2 separate regions of the Homo sapiens genome follow, and region 1 is linked to region 2. Evidence: read pairs that join two places in POLR2A ChIA-PET (ENCODE). Cell type or tissue: GM12878. All regions are shown on one strand. Each heading gives the region's core, and the rest is flanking DNA. Links, peaks and the distances in the headings are about the cores only.

Region 1 (11,112 bases), core at 1,336-9,335, 170 kb after region 2:
GTATTGAGTACATACTATGTGCAAGCTCTTTGTGAGTCATCATCCTCTAGAAGTATAGAGTCCAGTAGGGGCCTGCCTGCTTGTAGACAAAAAATGATGGCATAATGTAACCAACATATGCAACGCAAGAGGCATGCACAAGGCATAGATACTTTATAGATTATTCAGGGTGAGACAAGGGAGTGGGTTTCATGGAGGATATGAAACTGAGGATGGTTCAGATGGATACAGATGGGCTTTTTAAAAACTAGGTTTTTATTGTTGGAGGCTATTCCAGGCAGAGGGAATGTTACTGAGGTGTGAAATGGCATGTAGTGGATAGCTTGGCATTGCTGGAATATACACTGCAGTACTGGAGGAAGATAAATGTAGAAAGGGATGCAGGACCTATATCTCCAAGAGTCTGGCATGCTGTACTTTGGAGCATGGAATTTTTCTGATATATATTAATCAGCTTAAAGTAATTGAAAAGATCTAAGCCAGGAGAGTGAAAGGATGGAGTTTAGTTAGCTCTGTCTGATTGCAATCTGGAGTTTGGATTGCAGAGGAGTAAAATTGGAACTACAATACTAACTAGTTATGAAGGTTAAAGGAGTCCAGGAGTCAGTTTTCTTTCTTTCTTTCTTTTTTTTTTTTGAGACACAGTCTTGTTTTGTCACCCAGGCTGGAGTGCTGTGGCGCGACCTCAGTTCACTGCAACCTCTTCCTCCCGGGTTCAAGCAATTCTCCTGTCTCTGCCTCCTGAGTAGCTGGGACCACAGGCGTGCGCCACCATGCTGGACTAATTTTTGTATTTTTATTAGAGGTGGGGTTTCACCATGTTGGCCAGGCTGGTCTCGAACTCCTGACCTCAGGTGATCTGCCTGCCTTGGCCTCACAAAATGCTGGGATTATAGGTGTGAGCCACCACACCCAGCCCAGGAGTGAGTTTTAATTTAGTAAACTTGTTTAGCTGCACTGTGGTGATGAGATAATGAACAAAAAAGCATGACAATGGTGGAACTCTGGGGAACATGCCAATAGTTGAAACGTATTTTGAGGAAGCAGACACTGGGAAGAAATAGAAAAAGAAGTTGGTTAAAAATAAAGTATTATAAGAACTGAGAAAAGAAAGAATTTCATGAAGGAGTAGGTGTCAGTAATGTCCAAGACCAGAAGTCACATGAGATACTGACTGACTTTGGGAATTTGGAGGTCACTTACCTGTAGTAGTTTGGGATAGGGGAACATTTCCATTGGAATGGTAATTTGCATCCTGCCGTTGCCACTTATTTATTCTGTGACTTGGGAAAGCCCTTTTACCTTTGACTCATTGTCTGTAAAGAGGAGGTTGGCCTCTTTAATGGGGTTCAGTCTATGATCCGTGGAGTGCCAGAGGTTCATAAAAGGTACCTTCAGGCCCTCCCATCAAGAAATCAAGGGTAAGGCCAGATATTTGTTGGGGAGGGAGGGATAAAAGTCCTCTACCCCTGCTTCAAACAAAGCAGTGAGAGCAGCTTGATTTTTATCTGTTTCATATATTTGGCTTTAATGTAAGATTTCATTGAAAGAAACACAGTGCAGTATAAGAAATCTGACAACTACTGGCGTACAGGAGCCTAAAGTACCTTCAAGCTTTAAAAGCTGTATTATTAACAGCAGGTGTTGAAAGGTCCTATGCTAGATGAAGATCATCATAGATGCTAACCTATTCATGATTTGGATTTTATTCAGAGGTCAACATTAATATCTGAGTTTATATAATGATAACTGTTTGTATTCTCATTAGGAATGAAAATGTAACTTCTGAACAACTGTATTCTACTGTGTACTTTGTTAAAAAAAAATCTTTTTATGTGTCTTACCAGGTTCTGACTCAGAAGATCTTTTGGAAGAATTGCTGTGCTGTTTGATGCAGTTGATCACTGATATTCCACTCTTGTAAGTTCTGGCTAGGCCAGGATTTGTTTTATCTTCTTTGTATATGGCAGATAATCATTGATCATGTTGAGAAGTTTGTGGGTCCTTGTATAGAACTTATATGTGTGCCTTTTAAGGATTCTATATCCACAGAGTTCTTTTCTCTCTACCTAATATTTAGACTGACTATTCATTGTCAAAACAAAAATGTTACGTTGTTAAGGGGAAAACAGTGAAACTATATTAAGAATATGGTAGGCACAGAATTAATCTCTGTATTAAGAGATCTTATAGATCTTTGGAAACAAGATTTTAAGAGAGAAGCAGTTTGAATCTACTTCATATTGTGGTAGACACAGTGAGTTGAGTTCTCCTTATCTTCCTGACTTCCTGATTGTATTTCCAGCCTCTTTTGAAGCCAGGTTTTCGTTTCCAGCCTTCTTTGAAGCTAGGCATAGTCAGTGAGATGTAGGGGAAGGTCCTCCAATGAAACCTCTGGGTAAAGCTCTCTAAAAGGAACTGATTGAGTCAGCTAGGAGGCACATCTTTTTGATCTTAACAGCCCTTTCTCCTGCTGTCTGGAATGTGGATAGTCTTTTGAGTTGCATAGCCTTCTTGGCACCATGAACCAAGAGACTTACAGAAAATTCTGTTTTGATGTCATTGAGCTGCTGAACCAAAGCCAACAACTACCAGTACCACCTTTTTTCATCCTGGACTTCTCATGTGACAGAAATAGACCCTTATTTGTTAACACTGCTGTAACTGGGCTTCTGTCACTGCAGCTCAATGCAATTCCTTTGTGATTCGAAATGTTCATCTCATTTGTTGCTTTTAAAAATTTAAAGTAGAGACAGGGCCTCACTATGTTGGCCAGGTTGGTCTCGAACTCCCAGCTTCAAGTGATCCTCCCACCTCAGCCTCCTAAAGTGCCTGGATTACAGGTGTGAGCCACCGTGCCTGGCCTCATTTGTTACTTTTAAAGCAGTGATTCTCCACCTTTAAAAAAAAGTATTGGCCAGGTGCAGTGTCTCACGCCTGTAATCCCAGCACTTTGGGAGCCTGAGGCAGGTGTATTGTTTGGATGCAGGAGTTGGAGACCAGCCTGGGCAATATAGTGAGACCCTGTCTCTACTTAAAAAAAAAAAAAAAAAATTAGGCCGGATGCAGTGGCTTATGCCTGTAATCTCAGCATTTTGGAAGGCCAAGGTGGGCAGTTCATGAGGTCAGGAGTTCACGACCAGCCTGGCCAACATGGTGAAACCCCGTTTCTACTAAAAATACAAAAACTAGCTGGGCGTGGTGGCGCATGCCTGTAATCCCAGCTACTCAGGAGGCTGATGCAGGAGAATCGTTTGGACCAAGGTCGGGAGGCAGAGGTTGCAGTGAGCCGAGATCACGCCACTGCACTCCAGCCTGGGCTACAGAGCGAGACTACGTCACAAAAAAAATAAAAAATTAAAAAATTAAAAAAATATATTGTCCCCCTGAGAAGCCTTGTTTGACATTTCTTTGATAATTGCCTCTCCCACTTAATGAAATTTGAATCCCCAGACACACTGAATATCTGTTTATGTCCTGCAGCCCTTTGGAGGACCGCAAACCATTATTATTGTATCTATGAAGATTTTTACTTACCTCTGTGGAACCAATTTACATCTCCTGTTGAAAATGCATATGTACAAGGAATTATTTTTGAAATAAAAAAGTAGATTTTAATGTTTCTCATCACAGAATCTCAGTCTACATGGAGATATAATTGGAAATGTGCTATTTGTCTATGGCCCCAAAAGGAAAGACAGGTATTTGTGAGAAAATAGGCTCCAGGCTGCTGTCGTACATGAATGCAGCATCTAGAATTTTAATATAGATTTCGAAGTGAGAACCACCAACCCCTGTCGTGATATGGCCTGGTGGTATGCACCCAGGAAAGTAGGGCTGAGGCAGCTGAAGAGTCATTGCCTAGGGAAGGAAATGGGACAATTTCCCATTCAACCGGAGCTCCTGCAGCAGACACTTGCATGACATCCTTTCTCCCCTTCCATTCTAACAGAACTCCAGTATTGTTTAGAGTGGTGCTGTGTGCCCAGATTAGTTTTTCAGACACTTTGGCGGTTCCATGTGACCATGTGACATAGTTTGGGTCAAGTATATGTGAGCAGAAGTCATGAACTTGCAGAGCATATCCACTCTAGCCTTTTGCTCATTGCCTTCTCTTCCTTCCTGGAATGTGGAGGCAATGCTTGGGCTGTCTTGAAACTATGTTAATGAGCATTGCATGCAAAGACTAGTGTCCTGGGAGCATGGGACATTGGTGACAATATGAAACTATTACATTGGCCCTGGATCCCATATCTTTGGGTTTCCTCTTACATGAGAAAAATAGATACCTATCTTGCTTAGGCCACTGTGGTTAGGTTTCTTTTACATGTGGTCAGATCAGGGAAGGGAAACACATATACTGTGTACTGTTTCTTTGTCATGGTATGTGGAGTGCTTCATGTGTTCCTGATGTAATTTTAAAAGTAGCACCACCTGCAATTTTTTTTCTTTTTTTTTTTGAGATGGATCTTACTCTGTCACCCAGGCTAGAGTGCAGTGGCGTGATCTCAGCTCACTGCAACCTCCGCCTCCTGGGTTGAAGCGATTCTCCTGCCTCAGCCTCCTGAGTAGCTGGGATTACAGACGAGCGCCACCACACCCGGCTAATTTTTGTATTTTTAGTAGAGATAGGGTTTCACCATGTTGGTTAGGCTGGTCTTGAACTCCTGACCTGTGATCTGCCCGCCTCGGCCTCCCAAAGTTCTGGGATTACAGGCATGAGCCACCACGCTCAGCCCTAAATATTTTTTTTTTTTATATAACACAATACCAGGAATTTAGTATATATCTTAAATGAGTACACGCTTTTTTTTTTTTTTTGCCTTTATTGATAAAATGTTTTGGTGACATTCAGGGTGATGGAAACAGTAAATACCTTTAGATAGTAAATTGGCTCCAAACACAATGAATAGAGCAGCCATTTAAACACTCTTGAGGAGCAAGCCGATTGTGTTGTAATATATCAAACATTTCAGTGTTTTAATGTGTTTATACCTTTTAAATTAGCTGAAAATGCACAGCTAGCCAGTTGTCTCCTATTATGTACACTCAGCTTTAACCAGCTGCTGAAACAATTTCTGATGATTTAATGTTCTTGGAACTCCATCCTACAAGAAGGTTTGTCTTGGTAACAGTTTCCATGTGAAACCAAACTACTCTTTAAATGTTTCATTTCCTCTAACTGTAGTGCAGTATTTATGGATCAGTGTATAATTTAAGAGGAAATAGGAATATATGCAAACCACGAATGCTCTCACACCTGAACATCATCAGAAGTGCTATAAACGTTTCACATTTCACATTGGTAATTCATCCTGTGCTGCATTAGCAGGTAAATAACAAGATGAAATGAATTTTAATGGCCACTGAGGGTAATTCAAACTAGCGTAAATGTTTCTTATGAGACTTTTAAAATCATTCTGTTAATATTGAGAGCAAAGGGTTTACCACGGACACATACATGTGTATGCTATATATTTATTTAGAGATCTGTAAACTAAAATGTAAATGATACCTTATTATAAAGAGAATAGGATCAGTGGCATACTTGAAATAAACTCCCAGAAGTTCATTACAGTGATCTTTGTAGGAGTTCATTTGTAATGAAGATTCACTTTTAAGTAGTTAGTGGCTACTGTTTCTCAGACACTTTGGATTTCTTGATAAAATATTAATTCACGGAGGTACTAATCTTCATTAAAATTGTTCATCTTTCAGGAGTCCTTCCTTAACTCCATAGCTCTCAGCATTTATATATTTAAAATAAAGATTAAGTTATGCACGGGCTTGACATTTTTCAGTGTGTATTGGATCGATCCCACTAGAATTTAAATAAATCGGCCAAAAGCAAATCCTTGCCTTTGATTTTTATACCTTCCCTGTGTCTCAGTGAAGTAAACAGGAAAGTAATAAAGATAAAGGTATTTTCCTCAAGACACTAATATGGAGTGTTCTAACAGAAAGAACGTGGGTAGGTAAGCCAGAGGTAAAAGCCCAGCGCTCGGAATTTGTGACACTGTCTGGGTTCTTGTAGTGTTACTATAAGGGCTGAATGAGACTTGTGGGAACCAACCGAGTGGTGGAGTCAGGTGTGGCCATAGCCGCAGAAGCAGTGATGCCGTATAGACCCATCCTTGTATTTTGGGGCTGCTTGTGATGCTGTTTTGTTAAGAAATGGAAGTTATTTTGAGGACGCAAATTAGATTTTTTTCCCTTGTCTTTGTATCTGTTTTTGTTGCTGTCATTTTTCAGCAAATCTGTGGCTGTTAGTTGTACATGAGGATGTCAGTGTCAAGCACAGGCCCCACTCCTTCTCACTAGTGCCACCACTCTGGGCAGGTCTGCTCAGAGTAGGCCTCTTTCTATTGGCCTCAGACCCAAAATACAGCCTCTTTCTCTGGGATCCATTTCTGTGGTCTTTCTTATGAACCTGTGAACTCATTGAGGACTGTTTAATTTTTAGTCTGGCCCTGATTTGCAGATTTGTCAATTATAATTTAATCTAAGAAAACTTTTTGTAGTTTTTTTCGTAAGGTATAGATTGATAAAGATGAGAGTTTCATAATTAATTGCTTTCACTGCCTTTTTCAGGGAGTGTGTATCTATTTGTGTACTGTGACTTGTCGAGTACAGGGGATATCTGATGTCATCTGCTAACCCTCACTGGTGGTCTTGCTAATGTGGAGCATGCCAGTCCATGCTGTGTCTAGGGCCTTTGCCTTCTTTCCTTCTACAGTTTGTCTTCCTTTAGATATTTGCATGGCTCACGTTCTGACCACCTTCAAGCTTTCATCTGCTTCAGGTTTTGTTTCTTTAGAAATGGCCACCCTGACTACCCTATAGAGTAGCTTTGACCACCTGAAAATAGCTGCCCTCTCATTCTGTGTCTTTTTTCATGTGTTATTTATTTACTTATTTATTTATTTTTTTGAGATGGGATTCCCACTCTGTCACCCAGCCTGGAGGGCAGTGGCACAATCATGGCTCAGTATAGCCTCAACTGCCCAGGCTCAAGCAATTCTCCCATCTCAGACTCTTGAGTATCTGGGGCCACAGGTGTGTGCCACCATGCCTGGCTAATTTTTAAAATTATTTTTAGAGATGAGGTCTTGCTGTGTTGCCCAGGCTGGCCTTGAATTCTGGGCTCAAGCAACCCTCCTGCCTTGGCCTCCTAAAGTGCTGGGATTACAGGCAAGAGCCACCACACCTGGCCTGTTTTTTGTCTTAACACTTTTCACTACTCTTCATATTACCTGTTACCTCTCTTGCTCATATTTTCCCAATAAAACTAGAATGAAACCTCCATGAAAACAAGGGCTCTTGTGGCAGCATTTGGTTTGCTCACTGCTGCTGCATCCATGATATTCAGGTTAGCTTGGCACATGGTAGACTCAAATATTTCTTTACTGAGTAAATTAGTAAGGGTCTAACCTGTTCACTGTGCTTAAAGCATTTTGTTTGTTTCTCAGCATCTAGTCTATATGGAAACAGTATTGTGCTAAGGCATATTCCACTGCAAGTGTAATGGCTCATTTGTAGTTGGCACATTGTAACAACAGGGTGTCTTACTGACATTGGTAGTAGAAAGGGGCTACTGGAAGCTGAAACACTGAGAAATAACACCTGAGAATGTTTAAGGGACTAGTAGATTAATTAGTTATAAATGCTGAGTATTCTGGGGCCGTTTAGTTTAGGGACGATGGGCTTTATATCTCAGTAGTCCCTAGATTATTCTTAGTATAATAATTTCTTTTTAATTCAGGTCATCCTCAAAAACATATTGTGAATATACTATGTGTGTACAGTGGAGTAGACCCTGAACATAAAAAGGTGTGACTCTTGAAGAGCTTAGAGGTAGATAGACAAAAAGATACCCCGATGAGAAGAACATTGGTAGATGCCACAGTCATTTGGAGTTGAACAGATTAGCACTGGCTAAATCATTAAAGAGGCAGAAAAGAACTGGATAGGGACTTCTTAGGTATGAATAATGTATTTGGAAAATCACAAGCACATTAGGTTGAGCAGAGGGTTTGTGGAATATTAGGGATAAAGAAGCAATGTTGATGTAGCAAAGACTCAAATGTTAGAGGACTAAAGATTTGATTATTTTTAGGGTTCTCTGTTTATTGAGATATAAAAAAGAATATAATTATTAGAAATATTTTTCTAAAATCCATTTTGGAAATATTTGAGTGTGAAACTGAGAATCTTATTTATAAAATTCAGCTTATAGCATTTTAAAAATGTAATAACATTATATAAGATGCACATTTATTGGATCCATAGACTAATAGTACTGGGTTAGATGTTCTACTGTGGAAATTTGAGTACTGAAAACATTTGGTAGTAACAGTGAGTAGATGGTTCAAGAACCTAAAGAGTCATAAATGGTTTCTTTATGGAGTCTCCAAGTCGTTGGAAGAGAGTGAAGGTACAGGAGAGACCCATGGTTGGCAACGAAGGGCCTAGCTATTGGGAAAATGCCTTTCTACAGCCCTGCATGTTGATGCTAAAATACTTCTTTGAATCTAGCCGTAAGGTGGGTGGAGGAGTGAGGGTAGGGTTGGGGGGTGACTACAGCAAGTCAGTATTTTAAGTTTTAGGTGTTGCAAGGCAAACATCCAGTATAGCTTTCTGAATGAATTAGGCATTTAAGGCATCGATTGAATCAAAGAATCAAAGATTGTAGTATTTTCAGATACCAAGACAGTATTACGTATTAAGTTTACAGTAGCTTTTTAGCTTGAAAATTGATGTCTGGTGCCTTCAGAGAATTTTTCCTGGTAAAAAACCAAGATTGTTACTGAATGCTGCTGTTAATTTTGTTTACTGTTATTAATACATGTATAGCAAAATAGGAATAAAGTGATTTGACATTAATAACTGCAAATTTTAATTCTCCCAACAAACAATTGATTTTTTTCTTTTTAATTTTTTCTGACTTATAACTTACTTCTTTACAGAGTAATTTCTTTTCAGACATAATCCAGATTATATTACATTTGAATATTTTCTGGTAGTCATTGATGCTGAATTTTAAGTGGTCATATATGTATGCACATGGTTTGGAGACAAAATCACATTGCACAGAGGCTTATAATGAGAACAAATGTTATTTGTCTCATCCCTTTTTAAATGTTTCCTCCTGAGAGACAAACTTTCTAAATTCTCACCTGTTCTAGTGGTTTATATAAACCTTTACCTTCATTTAACCTTTTATATTTCTAAATAATATACCATTATTTTGAAAAAATAAGTCTTTATATTTATTTTTTTACATTTAGTTTTGAGAGTAATTTTAGGTTCACCACAAAATTGAGCAGAAAGTACAGAATTAAAAAGAAAAAAAATTAGTTGTTTGTTGGGAGAATTAAAATTTGCAGTTATTAATGTCAAGCCACCCCCACACACATATAGCCTTCTGCACCGTCAGTGTCCCTCAGCAGAGGAATACATTTGTTATAATTAATAAACCTGCATTGGCACTGGATTATCACCCAAATATAGTTTACTTCAGTGTTCCCTGTAGGTGTAGGTGTTTATCTTCTATGGGATTAGACAAATGCATGATGAAATGTATCTATCAGTGTATCATATTGATCAATATATCTATTGTATCTGTCAATGTGTTGATCAGTGTATCAATTGTATCTGTCAATTGTATCTATCAGTGTATCAATGTATCATCTATCTATGTATCATCTATCTATCAATGTACCTATCAATTATTGATAGATACATCTGTCTATACATTGATGTCTATCTATGATATCTATGATAGATATCAATGCATATCTATTGATATCTATATCTATTGATATCTATACATTGATAGATACATCTATCAATGTATCTATAAGTTTATTGATCAGTGTATCAATTGTATCTATCAATGTATCAATGTGTTGATCAATGTATCTATCATTGTCATGTACAGAGTAGATCAAAGGATGATGGTTAAAGTATGTTTAATTTTGTAAGAAATTTATATTCTATGGGATTAGACAAATGCATGATGAAATGTATCTATCATTGTCATATCATACAGAGTAGATCAAAGGATGATGGTTAAAATATGTTTAATTTTGTAAGAAATTTATATTCTATGGGATTAGACAAATGCATGATGAAATGTATCTATCATTGTCATATCATACAGAGTAGATGAATGAATGATGGTTAAAGTATGTTTAATTTTGTAAGAAACTGCTTAACTGTCTTCCAAAATGCCTGTACCAGTTTTGCCATTCCCACCAGTAATGAATGAGAGTTCCTATTGCTCCACATCCTTGTCAGCGTTTGGTGGTGTTAGTGTTTTAAATTTTGGCATTTGAATAGATGTGTAGTGGTATCTCATTGTTTTAATTTGCAGTTCCCTAATGACATATGATGTTGAGCATCTCTTCATATGCTTGTGCCATCTGTGTATCTTTTTTGATGATATATCTGTTAGTCTTTGGTCCACTTTTTAATTGGGTTGTGTTCTTGCTGAGTTTTGAGAGTTCTTTGTATATTTTAGATAACAATCCATTATCAGATATGTCTTCTGCAAGTGTTTTCTCCCAGCCTGTGGCATTTATTCTCATTCTCTTCACAGTGTCTTTCACAGAATAGAAATTTTTAATTTTAATGAGGCCCTTGCTCTCAGTTATTTTTTTGATGGATCATGTCTTTCACAGAGTAGGAAACTTTAAATTTTAAAATTTTAATCTTCCTATCAATAATTTCTTTCATGGATTGTGCCTTTGGTGTTGTATCCAAAAAGTCATCACCATACCCAAGGTCATTTGGATTTTCTCCTATTTTATCGTTTTAGAGTTTTATAGTTTTGCATTTCATATTTAGATCTGTCTTTTTTTTGCATGTGGATATCCAGTTGTTTCAGCATCTGGTTGAAGAGACTACCTTTCCCCATTATACTGTCTTTGCTTCTTTGTCAAAGACCAATTAACTATATGTGGGTCTGTTTCTGAGTGCTCAGTTCTGTTCTGTTGATCTATTTATTCTTTTGCCAGTGTCATGCTGTCTTGATTACTGTAGCCTTGTAGTAGGTCTTGAAGGATAATTCCAGTCCTTTTAGTTTGTTCTGCTGTTTCAATTTTGTGTTGA
Region 2 (11,112 bases), core at 1,630-9,629:
TGTGTTTGCAGTTTAAGCAAGGTTAAGACTATTTTAAGGCCTAGCTGGTTTTGTTTGCTCAGGAATTTTTTAGGCTCGATCTCCATTTTAATTTTGCTTTAACAATTCCCCGCTTTTGTTCATCCAAACAGCAAGCTGAGAACGTGACCAAATAGCACAGTGTTACTCTTGGCTGTCACTACTGACATAGATAGAAGAAAAATTAGGTAGATGCTGTTATCATCAGTAGATACGCTGGGCTTTGGAGACGTATAGCTGCTGCTAGGAATTACAGAGTCAGTGTTTATTAGTTTACTCAAGTTGTCTGAGCCTGGTGGCAATTATTTGATGTATGAGTGGCTGCTGGAAAGCATTGAATACCCTCAGGAAGCATATGACACACCAGGGAGGTAAATACAATAACTGTAAGGAGAATGGTGGCCGTGGATTGAAAGATTCCTCTGAGCAAAGATTCCTGGGAAGCAAGATTTAACCAGCTGAGTCAATGCAGGAGGCAGTGCTCATCTGACGGAAAACTCCTGTTATTCTTAAAGACCTTTTAAATTTTGGTCAACAACGCCTGACTTATTAACATCAAAACAACACTTTTCACCAATTAGGTCACAAGCTCCTCCTTGTTGAGCAATCGAAGTGTTCAGAACTCTTCTAGTTTGGAGTACTACTGAGGCCAAATAATTCATCTCAGATTGCACTGCTTAGAGAGAATCCAAAATATCAGCAAAGCTTTTTTCAGGAGTTGCTGAAATATTAATAAGTCATTTTTCCAATTCAGAGATTCCCAGCTGAGGAGAAAGTACTCTTACAAAGGAATGAAGGCAAAACTCTTTTATATGATTGGGTTTGGGAGATGGGGGTGGGTGTCCTTTTATGAGGGGTCACTTCATGTACAAGTGGCCCTAAATTAAGGATTTCACTAGCATATAGGAGTCTCATTATACCCTCTTCTCTTTTGGAATTTGGGAAAAACTGACCAGCATTTAATATCAACAGACCTTAAGTCTGATAAGAAACACTACTCTCTCTGAAGCCTGCTACCTGGAGGCTTCATCTGCATAACAAAACTCTGGTCTCCACAACCCCTTATCATAACCCACATATTCCTTTCTATTAATAACAATTCTTACAACAAATTGCCAATAAGAAAATGTTTAAATCTACCTGTGATCTGGAAGCCCCTACTTCGAGTTGTCCCGCATTTCCGGATTGAATCAATGTATATCTTACATGTATTTGATTGATGTCTCATGTCTCCCTAAAATGTATAAAACTAGGCTGTGCCCCAACCACCTTGGTCACATGTTCTCGGGATCTCCTAAGGGCTGTGTCACTGGCCATTGATCATTCATATTTAGCTCAGAATAAATCTCTTCAAATATTTTAGAGCTTGACTTTTTTGTCAACCATTTTAAGACCAGAATGTTTAACAAGTGAGATTCTCAATCTAGCCCTGTAATCACGAAGCAACTAATCTTTTTTTGGCTTACACATGTAAGCAAAAAATTTATTTTGCCAAGGTTAATGACATACCCAGGAGGCAGGTGTCTGTGCCTTTCTTCAAAGATAATTTTGAGGGCTTTAATATTTAAAGGGGAAAAACAGGCTGGAGAGGAAAGAGGGAGGGTATGGTAATCCACGTGTTGCAAGAGAAAAGGAACAGGTAAGGGAATAGTCAATTATGTATTCATCTGCTCAGTAAATCGTGAGATAAGATGAATATAGAGGAGCTACCTGTTGAGATATTCAACATTTTATCTGTAGCTATCTACTTAGAAACAAAAGGAAAGGCAGTTTCTTACGTACTCAGCTTTCAGCTTGATTTTTTTTCCTTTTGTCACAGTGAATTGGGGTCCCAAGTTTTTATTTTCCTTTTATATTCCTCCTCTGTTTTCTTTTGAAAATCTTTTGGAGAAAACATTTTAGAAGAAAATGAGTCACTGGTCTTGGATTTTGCCTGATCTTTCATGGCTAAGAGAGTTTATTCATAGACAAACAGGTCCTATGTTGTTGGGAATGCTCATTTGGAACAGGTTGTGAACTCTCACATCCTATGAAGAAAAAATAGGGGAAGGAAAAGAGAAAACAGAGGGGAAAAAGGAGGCAATAACCAAAAAAAAAAAAAGGAAGAAAAATCCCGGAAAACTGATACAGGCCATATTACTCTGAAGTCCACACATCGGTAGGCAGATATGAAAATGGTTTATGTATATAAATAGGTTGCTGTCATTTTCTTCCAAAGTTTAATTTGTCTAGCTTCAGTATTTCAAATCAGGAAAAATGGGGAGCAGGAAAAACAAAGAAAGAAAAAAATTGAAAACATTATTTTAAGACTTGTGGACAGGAAACATTTCTGGATTCAGTCCAAATTGTAGAAAATAATAAAAATTGGAAAACACTGCACAAGGCTAGAATCTAATAACATGTGTACTATACATTATTTTGAAACATAATTTTTCTCTCTCCAATTTCCCAATTTTATTAAAGACAAAATCATAGTAGGACCAGTTTATTTGTAAAATAAGTTTTAGCCTTATTATACTTGGCTTGATTATTTGCATAAAGTGCAGCAAGAATAATCATTTGCCATGTAGACTCTATTTTTTTTTTAAATTGACTTTGCTGGAAGCTTTTCCTCAAGGCATCTGAGATTAGACCTTTTTAAAAACCTCAAGCTCAGCCTGGGTGACTTCCTCTTTTCAATATCCCAAGAAAACTTGGGATTCCTGGGCCTGTCAGAAACCAACATTCTTTACTTGTCACAGGTCAGAACCCTATGAAGGACAAGGTATGGGGCCAGTTTTTCTGAAGGGCTTTAATTGGCTCTATAGGTCAACCTCATTTCCTCAAGGCAATCTGAAAATATGCCATTCCAGTCAAAGACTTGGGAAAATAACCAGTGTCTCCAGGTATGGCCTGTAATAAAAGAAAGCAGGTTCCTATGGAACTTATACAAATAAGTATATTGCCATAAATTAAGAACACTCACAAATAGTTTCTGAATTTCAGAGAAATTAGGTAGAGAGAAATAAATTATGTTGAATTTTGCTTGCTAGAATACACTTTACTCAACGTTAAAAACTGTAAATAACTTAAAAGAAGAAAAAGTTTTCTTCACTCTGAAAAACAAAACAAAAAGAATCAGCAAATGTGTTAAACAAAAAGTAATGAAAGATTATTTCAGGCTTCTGTTAGTTTAATCCATGCAATTAACTTCTGTTCTTCCAATATTGGATTGACAATCCTCACGAATACATCAGCTCTCCATGAGAGTCCTGGAAGTTTTTCTCTCTATTCCAATGGCACAATCTCTAAAATTATCAGAGTACTCAGAGTTCTATAGTTGATTATAAGCCACTCTATAAAAGGATCAAAGTAAACAACAATTGTGGATGACAAAGTCTTAGAACAGCCATGGTTAAAGACACAAATGACAAGGAAATTTGGTTACTTATGTGGCATGCAACAATTTTAAATAATAATCATAATACTACCATAATGTATACTAATACATATCAGAATTATAGGAATTTCATATAGGAATTTCATATACCTTCATTTGGAAGGCATACTAATAATACATTTATATAAATATAATCCAAAGAAGGTTAAACACCATTTCATATTTAATAATGTTTTCTGTATGCTTTTGTTATACCAAATAAGCTGAAAATGTCTCTTTTGGACTTCAGAGGACCTAAATTCAAAAAATTAATGAGGTCAAAAGGATCGAACTTAGAATTTGATTTTGGAAAGTTGGTCAAACATAAAAAGTTTTAAAAACATTTGATATCACAAAATAGGATCACAAGTCATTGTAAAATAAGTCATTTATTTAGACCACATTATAACTCAAAGATTTCCCAAAAAAAAAGAGGCAGAAATCTTTATTCTTTGAGAAAGGAGACTTAATTTCCTAAATAATAAGCCTTAATAAAGACAACATGAGGCCAATTATATCTCTCTTAAATCTTATCAACAAATCTATTACATTTTAATCATCTTGACCATCAGATATAATTTTCATAAGCCTTGTTATAACTGTTTGTAATTTTTTTTTTTTTGAGACAGAGTCTTTCTCTGTCACCCAGGCTGCAGTGCAATGGTACAATCTCAGCTCACTGAAACCTCTGCCTCCTGGGTTCGAGCGATTCTCCCGCCTCAGTCTCCTGAGAAGCTGGGATTACAGGCATCTGCCACCAAGCCTGGCTAATTTTTTGTATTTTCAGTAGAGACAGGGTTTCACCATGTTGATCAAGCTGGTCTCGAACTCCTGACCTCAAGTGATCCACCCGCTTTTGCCTCCCAAAATGCTGGGATTAGAGGTATGAGCTACCACACCCAGCCTATTTCCCATTGTTATAATTTATCTATAATTTATAAAGTTGTAAAATAGGCTGGGCGCAGTGGCTCACACCTGTAATCCCAGCACTTTGGGAGGCTGTGGCAGGCGGATCACCTGAGGTCAGAAGTTCGAGACCAGCCTGGCCAAGAAGGCAAAACCCCCTCTCTACTAAAAATACAAAAATTAGTTGGGCATGGTGGCAGGAGCCTGTAATCCCAGCTACTCGGGAGGCTGAGGTGGGAGAATTGCTTGAACCCAGGTGGTGGAGGTTGTAGTGAGCCGAGATCACGCCACTGCACTCCAGCCCAGGCAACAGAGCAAGACTCTGTCTCAAAAAAAAGTGGGTTAATTCTCCAAGAAAACCTTGTTAATCCGACACAGGGACCCAGATGCTGGTATTGTATCAGTGTGCCTTTGATATTAATGTTTAATTTATAGAAAAACTCTGAACAATTTTCTCTCTCAAAATCAGCCCTTACAATCTCATGTGCCTACCTCTTCTGCAATAGTCTCTGGGCCTAGAGAAGTTGAATAGTTTTAATTTTTGGCCCAGTGTCTCATTAACACAGTTTATTTTGATTGGCATCTTCTCTGGATCTGAAGATGAGGCTTTAACTGCTGTCAGTGTTTAAGGTTTAGCAGGATTTGAAGTCCTTTTTAGACCCAAGAGTCAAAGCCCTATAACTTAACAGCACAAGGACTTTAAAAGCAATGTAGAAAGTTATGTAGATGTGATAGCCTTGGTTTTTTCATCTTAGTTTTCCTAAGCAAATCAAAACTTAATGACGATGATGTAGGAATTATTTCAAAAAATGTAAAATCTGTTTGTTAGGCCAGTTACCAAACAGCAAATGAAAAGACCTTCTGCAGTGTGATTGTTTTTCCCTACAGGGAGCACATTTAGATAACCTGCAAGTCAAAACTCGTGAAAATGGTACTTGAATTAGTTAGAATAGGAAGACTGTGTCTGGGGTCATAAGTGAAAATCTTTGATTTCATAGAACAATTTAAGGCCAACAGCACAGAATGTTACATTGGAAGAAAATATTTCCTTCAGACCTTTAAGATAAAACATTTTAGCATAAGGCCACAACAGCAGTTAGAACCTGCAGAGATTACTTATGAAAACTGCGATAGTTATCATTTAAAGTTATTTCCCTGTTAACCATTTTTACAGCCTATGAATTTCAGTTGTTTACGTAAGTAGGAACCTTGAGGTTAAATAAATGGACTTTTTTTGCCAATAACTCAGAATCTCATTGTTTTCATTAAAACAACAACATTAAAGGTAATTCTCTTTTGGGCTACATTTATAGCTTTATAGCCCTCATGCCAAATTTTGACACCTTATAATATCTAGCAGAGATAAATATAAAACCACTTGACCAATAAATCTAAACAATAATGTATGTTGATAATTCAGAAGGCATTTCTAATTTTATTTTACCAATCATTTTTAAACCAGCTTATTTATTAAAGATTTGTGAGTCATGTGAACCTGAAAACGCATTTGAGCTTAAAGTCTCTATTTTTCTGATAAAAGATTTGATTTAAGTGCCTCTTTTTTTCTTTAAGCTAATTAGAGCTCTTATATATTTTGGGTAGTGAAACCGAGAGAAGAGAGACAGACCCTCTCATATCGTTTTACATTGTTTTATACTCAGAAAAGAAAAGAAAAGTGAAACAAAAGTCAGGTAGCCTGGTGCCTAGGAACCAGACCCGAAGCCAAGGAACCAGACCCGAAACCAAGCCTGGGCCCGCCTGACCTAAGCCTGGTAGTTAAAGATCGACCCCTGACCTAACTGGTTATGTTATCTATAGATTCCAGACATTGTATAGAAAAGACATTGTGAAACTTCCTGGTTTGTCCTGTTTCACTCTGACCACTGGTGCATGCAGCCCCGTCACATACCCCCTGCTTGCTCAATCGATCACGAGCCTCTCACGCAGACCCCCTTAGAGTTGTGAGCCCTTAAAAGGGATAGGAATTGCTCACTCAGGGAGGTTGGCTCTTGAGACAGGAGTCTTGCCAATGTTCCCAGCTGAATAAACCCCTTCCTTCTTTAACTCGGTGTCTGAGGAGTTTTGTCTACAGCTCGTCCTGCTACAAAATGTATACATGACACAGATACACAGATGTATCAGACACACAGGTAGAAGTAGATTCATGAGACTCCCTTTTGGCCGGACGCAGTGGCTCACATCTGTAATCCCAGCACTTTGGGAGGCTGAGGCAGCAAATCACTTGAGGCCAGGAGCTTGAGACCAGCCTGGCCAACATGATAAAACCCCGTCTCTACTAAAAATACAAAAATTAGCCAGGCATAATGGCAGGCACCTGTAATCCCAGCTACTTGGGAGGCTGAGGCAGGAGAATCACTTGAACCTAGGAGACAGAGGTTGCAGTGAGCCAAGATCGTGCCACTGCAGCCCAGGCAACAGAGCAAGACTCCATCTAAAAAAAAAAAAAAAAAAAGATTCATAAGACCCCCTTTTTTTGAGATAAGTTCTCATACTGTGTCACCCAGGCTGGAGTGCAGTGGCACAATCATAGTTCTCTGCAGCTTTGACCACCTGGGCCCAAGTAATCCTTCTGCCTCAGCCTCCTGCGTATCTGGGACTACAGGCATGTGTCACTATACCCAGCTAATTTTTGTATTTTTCATAAAGATGGGGTCTCCTTATGTTGCCCAGGCTGGTCTCAAACTCCTAGCCTCAAGCAATCCTGTTGGGAACAAGCGCCCCAAAATCTGGCCTTAAATGGCCCAAAACTGGCCATAAACAAAATCTCTGCAGCACTGTGATATGTTCATGATGGCCATAACGCCCACGCTGGAAGGTTGTGGGTTTACTGGAATGAGGGCAAGGAACACCTGGCCCACCCAGGGCGGAAAACCACTTAAAGGCATTCTTAAGCCACAAACAATAGCATGAGCGATCTGTGCCTTAAGAACATGCTCCTCCTGCAGTTAACTAGCCCAACCTATTCCTTTATTTCGGCCCATCCCTTTGTTTCCCATAAGGGATACTTTCAGTTAATCCCATTTCCCATAAGGGACACTTTTAGTTAATCAAATATCCATAGAAACAATGCTAATGACTGGCTTGCTGTTAGTAAATACGTGGGTAAATCTCTGTTCGAGGCTCTCAGCTCTGAAGGCTGTGAGACCCCTGATTTCCCACTTCACACCTCTATATTTCTGTGTGTGTGTCCTTAATTCCTCTAGCGCCACTGGGTTAGGGTCTCCCAGACCAAGCTGGTCTCAGCACAATCCTCCCATCTCGTCCTCCCAAAGTACTAGGATTGCAGGCATGAGCCACCGCACCCAACCAAAGACCCCTTTTTTTCCTCCTACTTTAAACTTCCAATTCCCTGGGTTTTGTTTCTTTTCTTTTCTTTTTTTGTGAGACATTGTCTCGCTCAGACAGGCTGAAGTGCAGTGGCAGGATCTCAGCTCACTGCAACCTCCACCTCCTGGGTTCAAGTGATTCTCCTGTCTCAGCCTCCTGAATAGCTGGGATTACCGGCATGAGCCACCACGCCCAGCCAAGACTTCCAATTTTTTGATAACCTGTTTCATTACCCTAGGCAATTGTCAGTAAGACAGCCCTAAATGTGCAAACTAAAGCAACAACTCCTAGGTGAAAATCAGATAGCAATATTTATATCTCCAAGTAGGGAGAGAGAGAGTGTTGGTGCGTTACAGGAAGATTAAAAATGCCTGGCAAGTCAAACATAAAATTATAGAAATCTACCACAGGATTGTATAAGGAGACCATTTTTATTTAGATAAGTAGTTTTAAACTCAGTCTCTGTCTTTTAACTGGATCTCTGAGCTCTAAGCAGAGCTCACAGGGAATCCTGGGTCTCCAAAAAAAGAGCTGTCGTGGGACTAGGCCATGTAATGCTTTTACAGTGCACTTTGTTACAGAAACGTTTCTCTAAGTGTCTAAACCACACCCTTACTTATCTTAAACACCCAAGAGTAGCCCCTGTTGTAATAACCATAAACCAACAAGTATCTGAGACAAGTCTCAATCAATTTAGAAGTTTATTTTGCCAAAGTTAAGGACATTCCCGTGACACAGCCTCAGGAGGTCCTGACAACATATGCCCAAGGTAGTTGGGTTACAGCTTAGTTTTATACATTTAAGGGAGACATAAGACAGCAATCAATACATATAAGATGTGCATTGGTGGGACAACTTGAAGAAGCTGGTGGTGGGGGGTAAGATTGGGCTTCCAGGTCATAGGTAGAGGCAAAGATTTCCTGACTGGCAATTAGTTGAAATAGTTTATCTAAAGATCTAGAATCAATAGAAGGGAATGTCTGCATTAAGATAGGTAGTTTTGGAGACCAAGGTTCTTCTTATGCAGATGAAGCCTCTAAGCTTCAGAGAAAATAGACTGTGTTTCTTATCAGACTTAAAAAGTCTGTTCTGGACCGGCACCGTGGCTCACACGTGTAATCCCAGCACTTTGGGAGGCCAAGGTGGGCGGATCACCTGAGGTCAGGAGTTTGAGACCAGCCTGGCCAACATGGCGAAACCCCATCTTTACTAAAAATACAAAAATCAGCCAGGCCTGGTGGTGCATGCCTGTAATCCCAGCTACTCAGGAGGCTGAGGCAGGAGAATCACTTGAACCCAGGAGGTGGGGTTGCAGTGAGCCAAGATAGCACCCAGTGCACTGCAGCCTGGGTAACAGCAAGACTTCATCTCAAAAAAAAAAAAAAGTCTGTTCTATCAGCCTTAAGGTCTCTGCTTTAATGCTAATGCAGGGAGAAGGATATAATATCCGACCCCCACTTCCCATCATGACCTGAACTAGTTTTTCAGGTTAACTTTGGAATACCCTTGGCCAAGGGGAGGGTCCACCAGTTGATTGAGGGGCACTTAGAATTGTATTTTTGGTTTACATAACTATTTTAGTCAAAAGAAAAATCAGACAACACAATAAAAAGCAAGCAGTTTAAGATCCGAGCAGAACTTGTCTGTTCGTCCTCTTGGGATTCCATAAGGAAACACAGAGGAAAATTCCCCAAAAAGGAGTCTGGCACCTTCTCTGTTTTCTTTAAGGAATCCCAGGCTGTCAGAAATTAGTTTAGGTTCCTCATGCAGTAGAGGATGGCAAAGGAAGGAGAGACAGGCAGAAGTAAGTGGAGAGAACTGGAGAGAATAGAATTCAGTTGACTGAGAATTTAAAAAAAAAAAAAAACTTTTTCTCAAAAAACAAGATCCTGGGAGAGAAAAAAAAAGTGTAAAGTCCTTTTAAATATGCACATATACATAATGGATATCAACTTAGAAGTTTATTTTGCCAAGGTTAAGGACAATGCCTGGAAGAAATAAACATGGAATCACAGAAACAGTCTGTGGTCTGTGCCTTTGTCCAAAGATGATTTTGAGGGCTTCAGTATTTAAAGGGGAAAAGTGAGCTGGAGGGGGAAAAGGGAGGGCATGGTAATCCAGGTGTTGCAAGAGAAAAAAAGCAGGTAGGGGGACAGTCGATTATGTATTCGTCTCGCACTCAGTAACTGGACACGTTATATAAGATAAGGTCCCTGTGGAGATATTTCACCTTTTATCTGTAGCTATCTGCTTAGGAACAAAAGGCAGCTTCTTGCATGACTCAGCTTTCAGCTTGATTTTTTCCTTTGGCATGGTGAATTGGGGTCCTGAGTTTTTGATTTTCCTTTCACACCTGTTTGAATAATGGAGCAGGGAATCTTTTATGGAAAGACAACGGGGATAGCTTCTAAAGTTTTTCAGCCATTTTTCTGGCATATTTGGGCCACCCTAGAAGTACCACTTGCATGACTGGCAGTACTTCCTCAGGCGTATCCCATCCTGCTGTGGCCATCCAGTTACTTGCCTCCCCAGGTCCCATCTCATGTCTTATCCTGACACAAATTGGGAGGTCCAGAGTCACGGGCTCCTGTGAGAATTCTAAATTCCTCAGTAAATTTTTTGAGGTTTTCTCTAAGGTTTGGAAAATCTTTTGCTATGACTCTGAGTTCAATTTTTCACCAGTTTTTTTACTCCGTTTTGAGCAAAAGTAGTTATAGGAACCAGACATGGCTGTTCTGAGGGCCTAACTTCCCATCTCTCATCATCTTCAGGGTATAAGCATAACTGGGCAAAAGGATCAGTAGGTGTAAGCTGAGAAAATGGGTGTACAAATATATTGAGAATAAAGGGCGGAAATGGTCAAAGTTATGTCAGTTACCATATAATTATTTTTATTTTCGTCTTTAATTCATCTCTTAAGCTTTTCAGTTTCCTTATTTGCCTTTAGAAAGGAGTCTTTTAGAGAGGCAATTTTGTAACCAATCAACCTTTTAGAAGCCTCCCTCTACCAAACAGGAAATGCATCCCATTGTTTCTGAGACATGTGTGATCCCTCCTTTTCCAATATGCTCCATAAATGAACAGTTTTATCCAGCTCAAAACTTCTCATTGTTGTGAACCTAGGAATTAAGTTTTAGTTTAAAAAAAAAATGTTTTTAACCCATCCCACTGCCACTTTAAATGGTCTCTAGTAAGGTGCATTCATTTCTCTAGAAAACCACAGGTTTGGGGTCCATAATTTCTGAACATATTATTGGCTTGTGTTCTGGACAGAGGACTCCCAGACTCCTTAGATGCTGATGAACACATCATACCTTGTCCCTCTAAAATTTTACCTACCCGAAGCCTCCAGCTGAAGCCAGTCCAGTTCCCACTGAACACCCACTTCAACCTCTGGGTCCAGTCAAAAATAAAATTACTCC

What was found. ChIA-PET counts read pairs that join two places held together with the same protein. Peaks named below come from ENCODE experiments on the same cell type or tissue, not always from the same donor. Only the 100,000 strongest peaks of a DNase experiment are listed, where the experiment ranks them.
Region 1: POLR2A ChIA-PET joins it to region 2 with 6 read pairs; 2 of 35 experiments call an interaction of 5 or more read pairs at or near these places.

What each region holds. Positions count from the first base shown.
Region 1 is chr18:49,353,969-49,365,080 of GRCh38, reverse strand. DYM (dymeclin) reads left to right here. Exons shown (of 18, transcript NM_001353214.3): 6 at 1,848-1,920. Among named protein-coding and RNA genes, the nearest start is that of DYM, 100 kb to the left of the region's middle. In GM12878, for the core only: no CTCF peak of the experiment used is centred there; DNase peaks (open chromatin) are centred at 4,291 and 5,180; H3K27ac peaks cover 323 bases.
Region 2 is chr18:49,526,975-49,538,086 of GRCh38, reverse strand. It overlaps LINC02837 (long intergenic non-protein coding RNA 2837), which reads right to left. Exons shown (of 4, transcript NR_183517.1): 4 at 10,561-10,809. Among named protein-coding and RNA genes, the nearest start is that of LIPG, 30 kb to the left of the region's middle. RefSeq lists a silencer at 6,681-6,852. In GM12878, for the core only: no CTCF peak of the experiment used is centred there; a DNase peak (open chromatin) is centred at 5,988.